Regions from separate parts of the Homo sapiens genome. Here regions 1, 3 and 4 are each linked to region 2. The links are chromatin loops, found by intact Hi-C in ENCODE. Cell type or tissue: chondrocyte. All regions are shown on one strand.

Region 1 (2,500 bases), 590 kb before region 2:
AGGCCTACAGTGCTGGGTCCAACCATTATCCTATCACTGTTTTTAATCCGTGGAGGAAGACAGAGATAATCTCATTCTCTCGCTTGCTGCTAGGTGCAAAGATTTGAACCCTTCAATCTGGGAAAACCATTTCACTAAAGCCATCTGAAGACTTTCAAAAAGTTCCAAGGCAGTGAATGCCCTGTGCAATTGGCTATGCTTCTTCGAGATGACTTCAGCCAAGTTGTCTCAGAGGCTCACCATTTTGCTTAGCTGGGTTCTAGAAGGAGGGGTTGCTAGAAATAGCACAGCTGACTACTGATGCCACAACAGTGAATGACCTGGTTCTTTTTTTTCCTTTCTTTTTGGTAGCCTACACATCTAGTCCTATAGCCATTTACTGTAAAATAATACACGGAAACTAAGGACTCCTTCCTGGTAAAAATGGATGCACGAAGTGTTTAATAATTTTATGTCCTTTATCTCAGTAATGTGTTCTGTTTCAGACATTAATTTTGCCTGCCAACTGCATCTTGGCAGGCTACCATATTTGCTGGGTTAATAGTCTGACTCCGTTTTATTTCTATCACCATAAATCATACATATATGGGTGTATGTTTGCTTTATTTATAGAAAAAAATCAGTCAAAACAGATAAACCAATACTTTGCCATTACGCTGCATCATTGCATATTGATTAAAATCGCTGGTACTAACTATAGATTGTCAACGCTCAATTAATTTTCACACAGTGACTCCAAGCAAAATCAAATAAAGGCAGTGTACCTTTAAATTTTACAAATCTTAAAATCAAGAAGCAAAGCACTGTCTCCATTTTGAATAATCAGTTAAAGCTACTAGGAGAATTTTAGAAACGTAAGAGGAATATGACCGTTAAAGAGATCGATTTATTACAAGGAAGGAGGTCCAAGACAAACTTTTAGGTTCAGACACGATCCTTCTGCTTCGGTATTAACAGCCTGTGCTGGGATGACACCCTTCAAGGTCCAGTAAAAGGGAATAAGGCAAGAAAGAGGAGATTCTTACAAATTAAATGTAATTTCAGTATACTGTGTTTGGTCTCCTAACTGTGAAGGAATAATTTTCATTTCAAACTCCTTAGTAACCATTAGAGCCTCTCCATAATTTAGCCTCTGACTATTCCAACACTAGGTTTCCTATGTCTTTCCTCTGTTAAGAGTTAGACTGGACTACTACTCCCTGCTCTTTTTCCTACACACCACTGTCTCTCAGCTTACCCGAGCTGAAATGCCTCTTTGCTTTGCTGTCATGGTTTAGCTGTCTTCTCTGCGTTCCTACCATTCAGAAAGATTTTCTTTTTCCAGGGAGCTCTCATAATGTATTTCAGTACCTTGCTTGGGCACCAATCATTCTGCCTTTAAAGAAGAGCTGGGTGCTTGAGTCTTATGGGCAAGGACCATATCTGAATCATCCTGTATCTCCCCAAATGCCTAGCATATGACCTTCATCATAAAGGATAACCAGAAACAGTCGCATGAATCTAAGGCCCTCAAAACTCAAAGCTCCACCAAAGTAGGCTGGTCCTCCTTCCTCCATTTGGGGTGGGGAAGTAGAAAAGGAATACTGTGAGTTTTGTTTTTTTCCCCTTGGTGGGGATCAATACTTACGGGCTGAGGGGCGGCTTTGGGTTCTGTAGACTTCACATGCAGGTGGGTCATCATGGCTTGCAGGCGTTCTTTGTCTTTTGCAAGCTGGCAAGAAGAAAATGCTTTGTTATTTCTCTGAATAAAGATGCATGGCTCTTAACACCAAAAATGATACATATTACAAATTACGCTATGGCACCACAGCACATGATAAAATCATTTTCATTGCTTGTTTTTGAAATCTACATGACCATTGCCAAACTCGAAGTAACCGGAGGTGTTGGTGTGAGATTTCTCAACACAAGATGCATTAGACTTTAACTGGGAAGTTCTAGACCTGCTGGCACCACGCAGTCCCATGGAACACAGACAGCTAAAAGACAAATGTGAATCATGCCTATTAACCAACCTTATTCATGAGAAAAGCCAAGGGAAAGTGAGCTAGGTAGCTAAAACCCATAAATTCATCTGTTGTGGTTGTGGAAAAACTCCTAGACAGATGGATACATTTATGCAAAATTAGCTTCATCTTTCTTAACAGGTAGGCATAGATTAAGACAGTGCTGGCAAATGATATTAGCAGGCCAGGAGCAGGCTCCAAGGGATGACAGGTTCCCATTTTCAAACGAGTGTAGAACAAGCTTGCTCATTCAATTTACTCAAGATTTGAGTACCTGCTATGTGCTAGTCTCATCTTAATAATTTAAGTCTCCTTATTCTATAAAAAAAGATCTTCTGAAGTCACACAAGTTTCTAATTGGATATACATAGTAGGCACTCAAATACTACTGATTGGAAGCTACATCCTTTATGCTTCGCTTGGACTGCTTTAACTCGATATTTTCAATAGTTCAAGACAGTTGGGCATAGGGGACACATAACGATTACTTCTGT
Region 2 (2,500 bases):
GGGGGATGCAGCCAGTGGCAAGATGTTAAACCTTTTTTTTTCCCTTTGCAGTGAGATTTTAGCTGACACCTTTTGAATGGTAACTAGTTGAGTTCCTTTTTTATATTTTTCTTGCTCTTTAATTGTGAGACGTTTCAAATAGAAAGACAGAGGGGGGAAAAAAACAGTCCAAATTTCTGAAACTGTGAGCTGAGTTTTCTTTTCCTGGACCCAAAGGGATGGGTATTTCCACTTTGAGAATCAAAACTCCAGTGGAATTCTAAAAAAGATTTGATACATTTCTCTCTGGAACAGAAAAATAGCAGGAACTCCTCTTTCTCAATTATGTAGGCTATCCCTGGGTAGAAAACACCTGAAGTCTTACTATTTCTTTAAAAATTCTAGTTTACACATCTCCCTCCAAATTGATTCTTGCTGTGGAAAACGGGGGTGGGGGAAAGGGGATGGAATGGAAAAATTTTGCAGCGATTCTTCAATATATTTTCAGTAGCAGAAAAATTCCTTTAAATATCCTTGAGGTCTTCTCAACTCAGCTATTGTCCAAGCCCTAAACCCTTAAGTCTACGTACAACCAATGGTGAAGTGTAGACGGTTTGAATGTACAGATGCCTTTCAAAGGGAATCCAGAATGCTCCTCCGGCATTCCTGTTTAAAGAGCAGTGACAAAAAAGAAAATGCTAACTTGGAAAATACCTGTGAGCAGACATGAGCGCAATTCCAGCCCCTCAGAAGTGGACTGCATAAGGTCAAATGCAACCAAATGAAATGTTTATATTAATTTCATTATTCTGCCCAAGCCTCACAGATGAGGGCTTGTGGGGTGGGGAGGTAGGGAAGAGGAAGAAATAAGTTTCATTTTGGGTCTTCTGGTAGAGCAAAAAGAAAATGAATTAAGACGAAAGCATAGGATGAGCCCAGACTAAATCAATACACTTTGTAATCAGCCCAGCAAGGGTATTTGGATACAATGACTTGGAAATAATTAATAGTTATAAGAGGGGAGTGGGGTGAGAAGGGGGGCGAGGATGTCACCATATTTTATCGGAGCACTTTACACTCCACGCTAAACTTTGATCTCCAGATTTTCAGATTTAGGAAAGAAAGAGGGGAAAAGGGTGGAGGGGAGGAAGTCCAGTATTTCGAAGCACCTACCGGCCTGAGGATGGGCACATTCCTCGCTCCCGGTGCCTTATCGCTAGGCTCGCGCCACCCCGGCTGGCTCTTTGGGGACGGAGAACCCCTAGTGCCGCCTGGGGCTCTCCGGTGTCCCTGGACCCCGCGCCCGCGGCCGCCTCGACTTACCCGCGGAGTCCGGGGAGGGAGTAGGAGCGCCGCCTTCACGCCCGCGGAGGAGGCGCCGGCAGCACCATGGTCCCCGGCGCCGCTGCCGCTGCCCCCGGCCCGCTCGCTCGCTCGCCGCGCGCTCTCTTCCTCTTACAAACTTTCGGGTTCTGCAGTCGACAAGAAACCGGGGCGACCCTCAGCAAGTCTTCCCCGTGCAGGCTGGGGGGAACTGAAGGGGACGGGACGGGTGAGTAGGCCGAGGGGCCAGGACAGAGAGGGCAGCGGGCTCCGAGGACCCGCGAGTGCGCGTGGAGGGAAGAGAGGATGCGGCTCAGGGAATCCCTGCAAGGATCCAGAGACCGGGAAATCGGCCCGAGCCAAAGTCTCAGCACCTTCCCCAGGATCTCACAAAGTTGCAACAACAAAAAGGAGGGGGGAGGAATAGGGAGAAGGGGGTGGGATGGGGATACGATCACGGGCGCAAGGTTTGGAGTTACAACTGTTTATTTAGTCCTTATTCTCACAGGGGGCGGGAGCTGCGCGGGAATGGGGGGCTGCAGGCAGCGATTTCGAAGCAAACACATGGGAGGGGGGCATGCGACTTTGTTTCCGGGAGCGGAGCTCCCCAGAGCCCGTGTGTGTCACTGCCAGTCTCCCGGGACCAAGGCGGAGCTCACAACAGGTGGGGAGGGGGGCTCGTCGAGGGCCAAAAAGAAGAAGGAATCTAAGTTTCCGAGCGCGACGTTGTCTGAAAAGGAGGGAGGCGGGAGGCGGGGGCGAGGGAAGGCGGAGGCAGCAAATGACCGCGACCCCGCGGCAACTGGCAAACTCCTCGGCTCCCGGCGCCGCCGCCACCGCCGTGGTCCCCACTCGAAGCGCACGCCGCCTCGGCTCGCTGGCTCCAGGGAGTCGTCTCGGCGGGACAGGAATAGAGCGCAGGGAGCTCGGGAGGAAGGCTGCGCGCAAGCGAGGGACGGAGAGCCATCGGCCGCCAGGACAGGGCCGGAGGGACGAGGCGACACGCGCGCGACGCAGGACAAATCGGAGCTTGGGAAATCTCCCCGTCCCCCAAGCTTCAGAGGGGGGTAAAATCAGAAAATGTGTGTGATGGTGGGAGAGAGATCCGGGCGCGGCGACTCCTCGCAGCGCATCCGGCTCCCGCACCCACCCGTGGATCTGGCCACGGCTGTTGCGGACTCGTCTCGGGAAAGCGGAG
Region 3 (2,500 bases), 860 kb before region 2:
GCCTCCAGGTGATCCTAAGATTGCTAAACTTCAAGACCCACTGGCCTAGAGCCTGGTTAATCAAACTATACTGGGAGGATCCTCAGCCTCAGTATCAGCCAGGAGGGCAACAGAAATGCAAAATCTGAGGTCCCAGCCCTATGGAATCAGAATCTGCATTTTTAACGTCCCCAGGTGATTAGTTTGATCACTAAAGTTTGAGAACCATTGTACTATGAACAAGGATTTGACATCACATTTCCTGGGTTTGAAACTCAACTTCACATCTCATCAGGCTTGTGAACTTAGGCAAGTTATTTGATCTCTCTCATCCTCAGTTACCTCTCCTGCAACCTGAGCAGGATAATAATACCTCTGATAATCTTCAAAGGATTGTTCTGAAGATGAAATGAGTTAAGGTATCTGCAGTGCTTAGCGTGATGCCTGGCACATAGCAAATGCTCAATTAGTAGTGGCTACAGTTAATTTCTGATCATCTTTTTAAAAGAACCCACTTATCTAACGTTGAGAAGATATCTACAAATAAGGGCAAACAAGATTGTTAAGATATATAAATAAGATCAGTTAAATTATCAAGATGTATAAATTAGATCAAATCAGTGAGCCTGAAATATTGCTGTACAGTAACTTGAGTTCTGAAAATCTCAGAATAAATATTTTAGCATTTAGGGTCTAACACACAATAATTAGATAATAACTGCCAAAAAAGTCTTGGAGAATGACAAGCTCATTATGAACAGAATTTTCTCAGTAAATCAAGAGGCTTAGGAGGCCTTGCCAGGCTGAATGAAGGTGAAGAGCAGTCAAGAACATAGAATAATTTTGGTCTCAAACTTCCTTGTTTAAATAGGAAAATAAGTTAAACCAAGTAAAGTTCTAGGGTTTTTTTACCCTCAGTTTACCCCAACAGGTGTGTGAGAAAGAATTGTTTCTCATTTTGGTAATCTGTCCCTTTTGTGTTAAGTATGCGACTTTTACAGAGACAAAAACAATCAAGGGATTAAACAGAAGATCCATTATTCTATTAATATGTTTTCTCACTGACTCTAATGGTTAGAAAATTCTTTTTCATATATTTTTTAAAATCTGACCTGATATCTTAAGGGCATTTATATCTTAGTTGTGAAATGGTTCTGCACTTTTCCCAAATATCTTCTGCTTTTTGCGCTATTTGCAAGAAATGGAATTAGAATGACTTCATGTTTAACAGGAACATAAAGTTCAATGAATGAAACATCCTGTCCCTCGCTGCAGCTGCGGAAGCACACAGCTATGGCAGAGTACCTCCAGGAACAAAATTTATGAATTAACTGCTGCTGAAAAGCCAACAGAGGGAGCACAAACCATTGTTTTTTGTGACACGTTAAAAAAATACACAGCTATTAAAAATAAACTTTCCTGGTGGCATAGCATAAGATTTTACAAAATTATATTCATGTATCTAGATTTTGAAGACATTCATCAGGTAATAACTACTAAAATGGGTCATATTTTCTTATTTAAAATTCTGCCAGAAACAGAGGAATGATTTAGGAAACATTTTTATTATGGGAGAAGAGAGCTGGCCTGATGGCTTTTCTGGGCTTATCTCCTTATATTTATGAAGCTCTAGCAAAGTCTCTTAAAATTCTTCTTACTCGTTCCGTTGCCTTTTCATGATCATTCCCTCCTTTCTATCGGTAATGAACTGCAGCATATTCCACATGTGGAGGGGCTGGCGAGGGCAATTGTACAAGCTCATTCCTTACAAGTTTAGGTCTTAAATCTGAAATTTCTCCTTCTCAATCAAAGGAATCTTACTTTTCTCATACATACAGATTTCTGATCTATGAAAAATACAGAGCCCCCCTCAATGTTTTTGCCTATGGACTTTCAATATTATTTGGCTTCTCAAGAGAAAATTCCTAACTCTTGTATTTAAAGCAGAGTTTTCATAACGCTGCGGGTTTACCAGTCCTCTTTGATTTTTCAGTGAAAACTTTAATTTTGGAACATACACAAAAGTCTATACACCAACTATCAACACATTAACAATTTTTAGATTTATGGTTATCCAAAATATGGACAATTTTCTCCACACTGCCTTTCTTGCAGTGATTCTACAAAGTTATCTATCAATAATGACTTTTCCCCTAGTGACATGTGTTCATTTTGCTTGGTGAAAGCCTTAAGGGTAGAATACTTTTAAGATCAAATACTAGAAATGATATTTGTTGATTAAATACTTATATATGAATAGTTAGTTCTCCATGTCTCTGATAGTTTATGGGGAGTCCAGAATTTTGCTACCACACACACACACACACACACACACACACAAATGTTTAACACTCTGGCTTTACTACTTTGTCACAACTGTGATAGAATGGAGATTACTGGCCATTCAAATATTATTTAAACCCAACTGCCAGTTGCTGTAGTCATACAAAAGGCCCTCTACGTAACCAGCTGTGTCTTATAAAGCTGGTTGTTCTCTTTCCCCTACCACCAGTTTTCTTTA
Region 4 (2,500 bases), 480 kb before region 2:
AGAGCGACTAAATATGACAACCATCTGATGTATGAAAATTATTCACAACCAAAAACAGACAGTCTGGAAATAGCCGGGATGACTTCATTTAGACAGAATTACCCAAATCTGTTTCTAATATACACAGTACACATAATAAATTTTTACAATATGACAAGGAAAACAAACTTAATAAAAGTTCCCGATCTTTTGTTACACAAGCATGCTATATCCATGCTATGTTTATAATAGTTTGCTCATGATATCACAGCTCAGTAACAAAGGCCCAAGCAATACAAAAACAGTTACTAGGCATGACATCAGCTCACAACTACCGTAATTACATCGGTACACAAATTTCCCAAACTGTACATTTTCCAAACTGCTTCTCAATTTCAACGGCTGCCTTTAGACAATTACTTGCAGAGCTGTCTGCAGGCTTTGAGTAATACCCGTCTTTCTTCTCTTTCCCAAGCGTCATTTCCCTTTAGAAAGTGCATATTTCAATTATAAGCACTATTTTTCAAATATGCCCATCAACATATGTCCAAATTAGGAGACGGTGTGGTCTGGTGGTTAGCGAGGAGCATTAAGCATCAGCAACTCTGATTCCATTCCTTTTGCTTTCCCTGTTTGCGGGGCCCAGGTGGTAGCTCAGGGAGAGGCAGTAGAGTGTAATGGATGAAAGCATAGACTCTTGAGCCAGATTGTGTGGGCTAGAATCCCAGCTCTGCCACTTATCAGCTGTATGGCCTTGGACAAGTTAACTTCTCTATGCTCCACTTTCCTCCCCTGTAAAATGGGAATAATAATAGAACTTACCCCATATGGTTGTTGTACAGTAGTTGGCTCCTAGAAAGTACTATATAGTATTTACTATTTAATATGATAACTATTATCTTTCTGGGACTCAGTTTCCTGTTTGAAAACCTGGCTTAAATTAACCTGACTTAGGGTAAACTGTTTAATTTTTCTAATGTCAGGGTAGGGGGTTGCAGCCTGGTCACATTATCTCAAGATAGTGAAGTTCAATGAGTAAAGTTTGAATGAATGAATGCATGCATGTATGAATGAATGAATGAAAATATAGGTCCTGAAAATAACCCATAGTTACAGAAGTGAAAAATACTATATTGTGGAACTTGAGCTTCATCCTATTTTCTCTAATTGCTTATTTTCATGTTCCTGCAATGAATGTTGATAAACATCTCTGACCCAATAGAAATAATAAGTGTAGGGAAAACAGATATTGCCTTGTGATTTTAGAAGTGTATTTCTCTAAGCACCAAACTTTTCGAGCTCATCCTATATGCACAACCTCTGTCTCACCGTGTTGTGTGGTCAGCTGGCTTTCCTGACCGGGCAGGGTGCCAGGGGAGTGCGACTACCTCCATTGTCACTTCTGGTCCATGGTATTGCACCAAATGCTGTTATTCTAGGCTCCAGGAAATTTTCTAACCACTGGACAGGGTCCAATGCTGTGTGCTAATGAGTTTCAGATTGGAGGACCTCACTGTGCATGTGTCAGAAAAGTGCCACGGTTTATAGCAAGGTGGGGGGAGGGAAGAAAAGACACACCAAAAGAAAAAACAGTAGTTAAAAAATGCTGGCTACTCAAATTGACAGGGAACGTGACCTCTGCACTTCAGCAGAAATTCTTGCAGACTTACAAAATAAAGGAGTTTGCTTTTATCGCACACTGTGAGACTCATATGGAAAAATGGAAAACACTACATCACTTGACCTCAGCGTGCCCCCTTTCAACCACAGACGAATATTGTGTACAAAAATTCTAAATCAACTTAAGATGTTCCCCCCCCAAAAAAAGAGAGAGGCTTTAATTTTCTACATTAGACTTGATGATCACTATTTTGGTTCTGAGATTTTGCTCAGAAGATTCACACAGGAAAAAGACTCAAAATTCCAGGAAGAGTATTTTACCACTTTGGGGATAATGATGTAGTGGTCTCTATTGGCGGGGCGCATCATCGTCTATACTCCCATTGCACTGGAGAATACTGAGCAAGCCTGACTCGCCCAGGCCTGAAAGTCACTCAAGACTAAAATCATGATTATTTGCTTACATTAACAGAACACTAAAACCAATTTTAAACAACTTAAGGAAACTCGAGCCATCTTTGCTGGGTGATTCACTGCCATGGGAAACCAAGAAGCTCTTTTCTCCCTTCAAGGCAACCAATAGGCTTGATAGCAAGACCTCATTGTGGGATCACAGCCTATCCAAGAAGAAGCCGCCCTTCTGCTGCTGTTGCTGCTGCTTTTATTTTTTTCGTTAAGAAGAATCACTTCTTAGGAGTGTCTAACAGAACTTTTGAGTAATGAGATTACATTTCAGTTTTTTTTCTTTTGCCACACTTAGTCCTGGGGACTTTAAAAATCCAATTCTTTCACATCCTCTAACTGTCATCAACATTTTTTCAGATGGTGTCAATAAAATTGATTGCTTGCAGTTCTGAATTCTGTTCTGCATATGGAAACAATATAATTTATTTTAAAGAAT

The links. A loop is a pair of places that touch in the nucleus more often than their neighbours do. Peaks named below come from ENCODE experiments on the same cell type or tissue, not always from the same donor. Only the 100,000 strongest peaks of a DNase experiment are listed, where the experiment ranks them.
Region 1: a loop joins it to region 2, with 3 times the contacts of the local background. A loop is called at or near these places in 9 of 110 quality-filtered maps.
Region 3: a loop joins it to region 2, with 3.0 times the contacts of the local background. A loop is called at or near these places in 47 of 110 quality-filtered maps.
Region 4: it touches region 2 in a loop (3-fold over the local background); 7 of 110 quality-filtered maps call a loop at or near these places.

The regions. Positions count from the first base shown.
Region 1 is chr3:70,986,367-70,988,866 of GRCh38, forward strand. FOXP1 (forkhead box P1) reads right to left here. Exons shown (of 21, transcript NM_001349338.3): 14 at 1,628-1,711. Among named protein-coding and RNA genes, the nearest start is that of FOXP1-AS1, 300 kb to the right of the region's middle. In chondrocyte, no CTCF peak of the experiment used is centred here; no DNase peak of the experiment used is centred here.
Region 2 is chr3:71,580,247-71,582,746 of GRCh38, forward strand. FOXP1 (forkhead box P1) reads right to left here. Exons shown (of 21, transcript NM_001349338.3): 2 at 1,303-1,451. Among named protein-coding and RNA genes, the nearest start is that of FOXP1, 2.2 kb to the right of the region's middle. In chondrocyte, a CTCF peak has its summit at 1,264; DNase peaks (open chromatin) are centred at 1,405, 1,535, 2,115 and 2,325.
Region 3 is chr3:70,715,756-70,718,255 of GRCh38, forward strand. No RefSeq gene overlaps it. Among named protein-coding and RNA genes, the nearest start is that of MDFIC2, 400 kb to the left of the region's middle. In chondrocyte, CTCF peaks have their summits at 1,339 (motif pointing right) and 1,539; no DNase peak of the experiment used is centred here.
Region 4 is chr3:71,102,161-71,104,660 of GRCh38, forward strand. The region is part of intron 7 of FOXP1 (forkhead box P1); the gene reads right to left. Among named protein-coding and RNA genes, the nearest start is that of FOXP1-AS1, 190 kb to the right of the region's middle. RefSeq lists an enhancer at 2,245-2,500. In chondrocyte, no CTCF peak of the experiment used is centred here; a DNase peak (open chromatin) is centred at 1,347.